Regions from separate parts of the Homo sapiens genome. Here region 1 is linked to region 2. The links are chromatin loops, found by intact Hi-C in ENCODE. Cell type or tissue: PC-3. All regions are shown on one strand. Each heading gives the region's core, and the rest is flanking DNA. Links, peaks and the distances in the headings are about the cores only. Region 1 overlaps PRORP (protein only RNase P catalytic subunit). Region 2 overlaps RALGAPA1 (Ral GTPase activating protein catalytic subunit alpha 1).

Region 1 (4,404 bases), core at 230-4,229, 460 kb after region 2:
CCTTAGATTGAATAAACCTATACTTTACAACCCTCAACATCATCTTTACGTGATCCATAAACACATATCAAATTTCTAAGGACCCCTGGGGTATGGCTGATTCTAAGGACTTTCCTTTCACATTCCCAGTATTTTTAAATTTCAGCTATAAAAATTTATTTCAAGAGAGTTGGCGCCTCTATCTGTCCTACTATGACTACTCCAATTCATCTCAACAAGGAAATATGTTAATTTGCTCTAAATTCTGAGCAATGCAAATGGACTTACTAACCATATGTTTTCTGTTCACAATCTGTTTTCTGCCAGGATTATCTGGCATAGCTCATGTATAATTTCCATTAAAACAACAAAGCCAAACAAATACAAAAACACATAGCTCTTTGCTGTACATAAAAAAAAATCTATAGTTGGCTTTTGTGGGAGGAACCACTTCCACTCTCAGCCACTCAAGGTTTATCAGGATATACTAGTTGAGAAGCGTGAAAAATAAAAACTGGTAATTTCCCATAACCAAAACAAAAAGTGTTACAAGATACTTAAATGATCCTTGGCAATACTTTTATTCTATTTAGTATATGATTAGGAGTTTAGTAGATTAAAAAACCCACCAAATAAAAGACAACTGGTATATATTCTCCTCAGACATGGTAATGTGATGTAAGGTAGTAAACCTTGAACTTCATTTTTGTATGGGTAATAAATTCACATGGCTCAAACTCCAAAAGAAACCAAATGATATTCAATAAAAAGTTTCTCTCCCACTCCATCCCCCAGCCACCTAGCTGTTCTCCCGAGAGGCAACCAGTATTATCCATTTCTTCAGTAGCCTTCTAGAGACTAGACATCAACAAGCAAGTGTGTGTGTGTGTGTGTGTGTGTGTGTGTGTGTGTGTGTGTTCTCTTTTCCTGTCTTTACACAGTTGGTGGCATACTGCATAACATTTCTCAGTAGTATCTTAGGCACTACTCCCACCATGCCATGTTTAGGCAACAGGCTTCTTGCATGTCTTCTTTGATTGAACAATACCAGCTTCTCAAGTGTTGTGGAGGAGTTTGAGACCAGCAGACTTGGAAGAAAAGTGTGTTGTAATTAATTGGTAATATCTGCCATAACCATCTATTCCTATTCTGTGCTTTTACCGTATCTTCCACATACCTCTTTCACAAGAATCACCAGGTTTCACTAACTTGAAAAGGCATATCTGAGAGTACGGACTATGTCCTTTCATAATTGTAATGCAGGATACCTACCCAGCACAGTGCCTAACATATAAGTACTCGATGAATACTTACTAAATGAATCCCACAGTCAAAATCCCCAATGTTTAGGGAGAACAAGACAGCTTTTCATATTCCTGAATGAGTTACTTTCTCCCGCTCAAAGATATACTTGATTGACCCTATAACTGTAGATTTGTAATGAAATCATATTTGAAAGCTATGTGATACTGCTTTCCCCATCTCTATCAGAATTTACAGTAATGGGTTGGGCGTGGTGGCTCACGCCTGTAATCCCAATACCTTGGGAGGCCAAGGCGGGTGGATTGCTTGAGTCCAGGAGTTAGAGACCAGCCTGGGCAACATGGCGAAACCCGTTTCTACTAAAAATACAAAAATGAGCCAGGAGTTATGGCGCATACCTGTAATCCCAGCCACTAGAGAGGCTGAGGCAGGAGAATTGCTTGAACCTGGGAGGCAGAGGTTGCAGTGAGCAGAGATTGCACCACTGCACTCCAGCCTGGGCCACAGAGTGATACTTGGTCTCAAAAAAAAAAAAAAAAAAAAGAATTTACAGTAATGACATCTGGCTGGCACTCGAGCTTCTTGAGAAAAAAAATATGTACCCAGAAGTTTACACAGGATCCTATCATATATGTAATCAACTAGTTTCTAATCACTGCCCTCTAAAGAGAAAATGATTGTGTAACATGTGATTTCTGAAACAAAAGTGGGGTCTAGGGAGGTCAGGCGATGGTGAAAGAAAACTCAATGGAAACATCATGAGTGATAAAGAAAGCTTGTGATTGTTTGAAAAAAATCCAGTGAATGAAAAAAATTGACAAAGAACATGTCAATTAAGCCTTTCTCATTAAAGACCCCACCTGCTAATCATTCTCAAAGCTCTTTCTAAACTTACATTTTTCATATAAGTACTGCCATCTACAGGGCATAATGTAAACAAAGTATTTTATGAGGGGTGGGGAGTAACTGAAATGAAAAGGTTGGCATACTATAGGCCAACATCTTCATGCCCTTTTAAAATACCAGCATTAATGGGGAAAAGACTCCCTATTCAATAAATGGTGCCGGGATAGCTGGCCAGTCATAGCAGGAGAATGAAACTGGACCTTTACCTTTCACCATATACAAAAATTAAGTCAAGATGGATTAAAGATTTAAACATAAAACCTCAAACTATAGAAATCCTAAAAGAAAACCTAGTAAACACCATTCTGGACGTCGGCCTTCAGAAAGAATTTATGACTAAGTCCTCAAAAGCAACTGCAATAAAAACAAAAATCAACAAGTGGGACCTAATTAAACTAAAGAGCTTCTGCACAACAAAAGAAACTATTAACAGAAGAAATAGATAACCTACAAATAGGAGAAAATAATCGCAAACTACGCATCCAACAAAAATCTAATATCCAGGAATCTATAAGGAGCTTAAGCAATTTAATAAGCAAAAAACAAATAGTCCCATTACAAAGTGGGCAAAAGACATGAATAGACACTTCTCAAAAGAAGACATACAAGTGGACAACAAACATGAAAAAATGCTCAATATCGCTAATCATCAGAGAACTATAAATCAAAACCATAATGAGATCCCATCTCATACCAGTCAGAATGGATATTGTTAAAAAGTAAAAAACAGATGCTGGCAAGGCTGTGGAGAAAAGGGAAGGCTCATACACTGTTGGTGGGAATATAGATTGGTTCAGTCACCATGGAAAGCAGTTTGGAGATTTTTCAAATAACTTAGAACTACCATTCAACCCAGCAATCCCATTACTGGGTATATATTAAAAATAAAATCATTTTACCAAAAAGACACATGCACTCATATGTTCATCGCAACATTATTCACAATAGCAGAGACATGGACTCAACCTAGATGCCCATCAATGGTGGACTGGATAAAGAAAATGTGGTACATATGCACCATGGAATACTATGTGGCCACAGAAAAGAACAAAATCATGTCCTTCGCAGCAACATGGATGCAGCCGGAGGCGATTATCCTATGCAAATTAACACAGGAACAGAAAGCTAAATACTGCATGTTCTCACTTACAAGTATGAGATAAACATTGGGTACTCATGGATATAAAGATGGCAACAACGGACACTGGGACTACTAGCGGGGAGATGGAGGGAGGAAGGCAAGGGTTGAAAACACTAACTATTGGGTACTATGTTCACTACCTGGGTGAGGGGATCATTCGTAATCCAAACCTCAGCATCGTGCAATATATCTGTGTAACAAATCTGTACATGTAGCCCCAGAATCTAAAACAGAAGTTGAAATTATTTTTTTAACTCTATATTTATTCAGAGTTACATGTTATGTTTTCTTTTTTCACACACAAGGGAAGGCAATAATGCTCAATGGCTGGCTATTATCTTTTAAAAATTAATATTGTAAAGCTAGCACTTATGATTTTAAGTCTTCATTTATTTATTTATTTTGAGACGGAGTCTTGCTCTATCGCCCAGGCTGGAGTGCAGTGGCGCGATCTTGGCTCACTGCAACCTCCACTTCCTGGGTTCAAGCGATTCTTCTGCCTCAGCCTCCCAAGTAGCTGGGACTACAGGCGTGTGCCACCACGCCCGGCTAATTTTTGTATTTTTAGTAAAGATGGGATTTCACCATATTGGCCAGGCTGGTCTCGAACTCCTGACCTTGTGATCCACCGACCTCGGCCTCCCAAAGTGCTGGGATTACAGGCATGAGCCACTGCGCCCGGCTGATTTAAGTCTTTAAATTACCTGTTACGTATTTCTGCGGGCTTGTGCAAAAAAAAATTACTTGTTACTTAACTGTGAACAATAAAGAAAAAAATTATAATTTTAAACTAAAATTTTAAAAAAAGTTTAAAATATGCCCAAATTCCTATTTATTTCATTTTGCTGTAAGATATAAACTGGGACTCTCTGAGAAGTAGAGAGTCCCTGGGAGAAGTAAGGATATTTTTGGTGGGAGTTCTCTTATGTAAGGATAGACCAGGATGGAAGAGGAAGAAGAACATTAAAAGCTAAAGGACTGGTTCAGATTTATAGGTGCAAGCTGGAGAAACCTGAATGAAGGAAAGCACAGATGATTTCCATGCTTCTAAGGGGACATTATGCCAATGTGTTGTATTGTCATAACATAACTTTTTTTTTTTTGAGACAGAGTCT
Region 2 (4,404 bases), core at 335-4,334:
AAATATCACCTCTTTTGTTGGGACTCCTGAAAACCTACAGTTTCAGAAAGAACCAAACTCAGCTGTCTTCATGAGTAATATCGCACCTAACCAGTCAGACAGTTTTTTTAGAACACAAACTTCTGAAAAATCTAAGCAACTAAACACTGATAAACAGCCATCAGAGCCTAGTTTAGATAGCCCTTGTGATAAAGAAAAAAGGAAACATCTGTACAGACAAGCAGCCACAGAATTAGATGCTTGTGTTGATGTAACACTAGTTGAAAAGCTTAAGAGTGTGCAAATTAATGAAAAAATCACTGTCCCACATGTTATGCGTGCCAAGAAAGCAACACTAAAAGCACCTGTTAACCGCAGAATGCCTCATGTTACAAGTACTAGCAAACTTTCTCCAACTAAAAGGAGCTTGTCTGAAACAGTAACTCATAGAGCCAAAATCATGAAAATTGCTACTAAAAAACGAAATAGTGTTCATGTTACTTTTAGGCCATCCACTGAGTCCGTTCAGTTTTATAATCCTCTGGAAAACAAAGAGGCTCCATGGAAGATGAGACTGCGGAAGCTCGGTGGCTTTAGTAGTGGTAGCAGCAATAGCAGCACTAGCAACACCCATACCAGCACAAATAGTGCTACAGAGCTAGTAAAACCTGGTGTGTACAGACCTCTAGATACACTTGGTACTGCATCAGTAAGCAGCAAAACAGTGAAGGAATCCACAGAGATTCCCACCACCATATTACAAAAAGAAGGAATTGCAAGTAGTCAATTAGGTAGTCGTAGTACTCTTAGGTCATCAAGTCATGAGGCAGGACTACAGCAGGGCTCCCTGGGTGGCGTTTATAAAACTGTTGTACATGCTCTTTCGAAGCCGAAGGCAAATGTTTCCCCACAGAGGCAGAACAGAATGCCACCAGAGGCTCCACTGAGGGATCTGTACAGTCATGTAATGGGCTATTTTGGAAGGAAAGCTGCAGGTGAGCACTAACAGTGTGCAGAGCGCAAAAGGAGAAAGACAGCACCAGTTTGGCTTAATGCAACTGAAGCAAGCTATAAGCAATCAAAAAGCTTTGGGATGGTCACTGCTTTCTCTCTGTTTGGTTATGCATGCGCCTTTTCCCAGCTGTATTTTTCCCAGCATAGAATGTTTATTTAAATTACTAATTTCCCTTATAAGGCATTTAGTTAAACCTCTTTGCTGCTGAACAACAACATAGGAAAGTGGATATATAGGAAAATTTCAATAACCTATCAAAGACTACCTAAATCAAGTATTTTTCTGAGTGTATACCACAAGTATGGAAATTAAGATTATCAAGGAGTTACTATGCTTTCTTCCCCACCCCACTATAGTTTAAAAGGGCACCAGATATATCTAACTGATTTCACTTATTTTTACTGCTGATCTATTTGGTTTTGTATTTTTTCTTGATAGAAATTATTTTGACAACTAACATAATAGAAATCAAGGTCCTACAGCCAGCACCAACATTATAGTTAACTATCAGTGATGAGGAAATTATTTCTTAAATCTCAAAGTGAATTTAATCACTTTTCATTTAAGCCATTTCCAAACATGCTGTAGGCTTTTAGTTTTGCATTCATTTATATAGAATGCAAGTTATGTCCTTGAAACACTTTAATTACTTTGTTTTTTTCTGAGATTTTAAATGTGCATAAAGGTTTCACAGTAGCCACTCATGATTTAAATATGGAACCTCTATGGACAGATAACAGAAAGCAAGATTATGGTAACTGTTTTCTCTATCTTGAGTCAAAGTTAAAATAACTTTACATATATAGACTATTAACTTTCAGCAGTAAGGTTGGTTTTGATTTTATTTGTTTTAACATGGTTTTGTTAGCATGATTAACAACGCTGTATAATGCATCTTGCATTGAGCCATTAATGCCACCTGAGGGCAGTATTTGACAGCTTAGCAAAGCCTGGCCAGTAATATAAAGATAATGGTATTTCACAGTGAGCTTCTGACCAGTGTGTTTTTTTAATCTGAAATACTTTGTAGTTTATTAGGAATATAAACAGTGCTCATTTTCCTTTCATTGCAGAGAAATCAACTTTTCAATAGCATAGTAGTGACATAGATACCATATTATTTTCTATAAGTTAGTTTCCCAAGTCTAAAACTTTCTTGTTAATGTAAATGGTAAAAATAATAATAATGTAGTGATAAAAAAATCAAAATAACTATTTTGGGTTTTTTTGGTAAGAAAAACATTTGTGGAAGTCAACTTTTTATTCTTAAAGCATTAAAATTAGATTTTATAGTGGATAGAAACAGCAGTATATCAAAACCATAGAATTTGTATTTATAAATACTCAAATGCATTTGTATCCCACTGAGTTTTGCATAGATTCAAAGGATGTATTCCCTGCAAACGTTCTTTGGGGGAAATACGGAATTATAAATTGTTAAGGCTCTAAAAAGAAACATTGAGTCAGGAAAAAAGATAAATATACCAGTTTCTTTATAGGCAATATTAACCTAACTTCAGCTAGTGCTTATCTATAAGCTTTCTTGCTGTTTAAAGTTACACTGAAGATTGACTAACATCTGCTTAGTTAAATAAAGTAAATATCAATTTACTAATTCTTAAAATTAAATCTGAAAGAAGGGAAATTATTCATAAATGCATGTTTGGCAAATAATTGGCAAAGGTACTTTGTTTTGGGTTGTTGTTTGTTTCAAAGTTAGAAAATGCAGTTAAGTTTTTCCTCACTATATATAGTTATTTATTTATTTTTAGTCAATAAAGAGGACATGAGCCAAAAACTGCCTCCTCTTAATAGTGATATTGGCGGCAGCAGTGCTAATGTTCCTGATCTGATGGATGAGTTTATAGCAGAACGACTTCGAAGTGGTAATGCCTCGGTAAGTTTTATTTTATATATTTGGTTTTATAGAGGAGGGTAGAAAAACTAACAGATATATACCTATGTACATATATGTCAATTTATATATGGGAATTTTTATTCAAAATAACCTTTCCTCAAAATATAACCCTTTTTATGAATTAAGATTTTTGAATTACATTTTTATAACATTTTTTATCTAAAGACATAAACAGCCTCATAATTTTCACCAGGGTGAAAGATCAGACAGGTACCTGTGCACAAATACACAGGTATAAGCAACTACCTTCCTAGTCTCCCCTTTTTTTGTCTTTGCTCGTAGGTTACCCTGGTGCCAGCTGCAAGCCCTCAATGGGAAAGATAGCAATGGAGGTCTTCTGCCCCAGCTCCCGTAGTTATATAAATAAATAAATATAATCTAATATATAATTTAAAATAAAAATACATATATAATTTTTATTTTTGTCTCAAGATCTGCTTGTGAACCAGCTCCCATAGTTTTGCTAGCACAAATACTGCTTAACCATTTTAGATAACTTTGGAAGAGACTTAAAAGTTATCTTTATCTTGAATGTTAGGAGTATGGCAACATGAAAGCAGAAGCTCTTTTATCCCTAATAATGCTTAATTGTTAGGGAAGGATAAATATATATGGAACTAGTTTCTTTTGAGACAGAGTGTCGCTTTGTCGCCCAGGGTGGAGTGCAGTGCTCACTGCAGCCTCCGTCTCCCGGGTTCCAGCAATCCTCCTGCCTGAGCCCCCTGAGTAGCTAGGATTACAGGTGCACACCACCATGCCTGGATAATTGTTCTATTTTTAGTAGAGACAGGGTTTCACCATGTTGGCCAGACTGGTCTCGAACTCCTGACCTCAGGTGATCTGCCCACCTCAGCCTCCCAAAGTGCTGGGATTACCAGAGTGAGCCACTGTGCTGGACCTGGAATTGCTTTTTTTAAACTGTCATATTTCATTTGGGTTTGACTTCTCTATAACTCCATTATATACCCCGCCCCTTTCTTTTTAGGCTTACTTTTTTCCCTTGAGTGGATAAAAATCATTGAATGACATCTTTGCTGTCATTCTTTCCACTCTTCCACTGTCTTTTTTATTTGCTGCTTTTTTTCCACTAAATACTCTTTCTGCTGTTTTAATTTATATTCACTGCATGGATCCTGCTGAGGCTTAAGAGTCACAGGCCCAGCATCATGTGATATTTGGGTCTTTAGGCAGACCAACAATAGGTCAGGCTCTAGCTCCATTCAGTTACATAGATTGTTTGGTGAGTGTGTTCTCCACTCCTACTTCAGCCTCTAAATCTCAGCATTTATTGTGATGGTTTGGAAATTAAAGGTTTCAGATGGTTAAAGAGAATAAAAGCTTTTTCTTAATGGTAAAATATTTCTTGAACGTTTAGACTATGACAAGAAGAGGAAGTAGTCCAGGCAGCCTGGAAATTCCCAAAGACCTCCCTGATATTCTAAACAAGCAGAACCAGATGCGCCCTATTGATGACCCAGGTGTGCCCTCAGAA

What was found. Hi-C counts contacts between places; a loop is a spot of excess contacts. Peaks named below come from ENCODE experiments on the same cell type or tissue, not always from the same donor. Only the 100,000 strongest peaks of a DNase experiment are listed, where the experiment ranks them.
Region 1: a loop joins it to region 2, with 2.9 times the contacts of the local background. A loop is called at or near these places in 5 of 110 quality-filtered maps.

The regions. Positions count from the first base shown.
Region 1 is chr14:35,227,432-35,231,835 of GRCh38, reverse strand. The region is part of intron 5 of PRORP (protein only RNase P catalytic subunit); the gene reads right to left. The region is part of intron 5 of PRORP-PSMA6 (PRORP-PSMA6 readthrough); the gene reads right to left. Among named protein-coding and RNA genes, the nearest start is that of PSMA6, 63 kb to the left of the region's middle. In PC-3, for the core only: CTCF peaks have their summits at 1,949 and 2,151 (motif pointing left); no DNase peak of the experiment used is centred there.
Region 2 is chr14:35,685,029-35,689,432 of GRCh38, reverse strand. It overlaps RALGAPA1 (Ral GTPase activating protein catalytic subunit alpha 1), which reads left to right. Exons shown (of 42, transcript NM_001346249.2): 18 at 1-974; 19 at 2,767-2,891; 20 at 4,288-4,404. Among named protein-coding and RNA genes, the nearest start is that of SNORA101B, 76 kb to the left of the region's middle. In PC-3, for the core only: a CTCF peak has its summit at 1,909 (motif pointing right); a DNase peak (open chromatin) is centred at 1,922.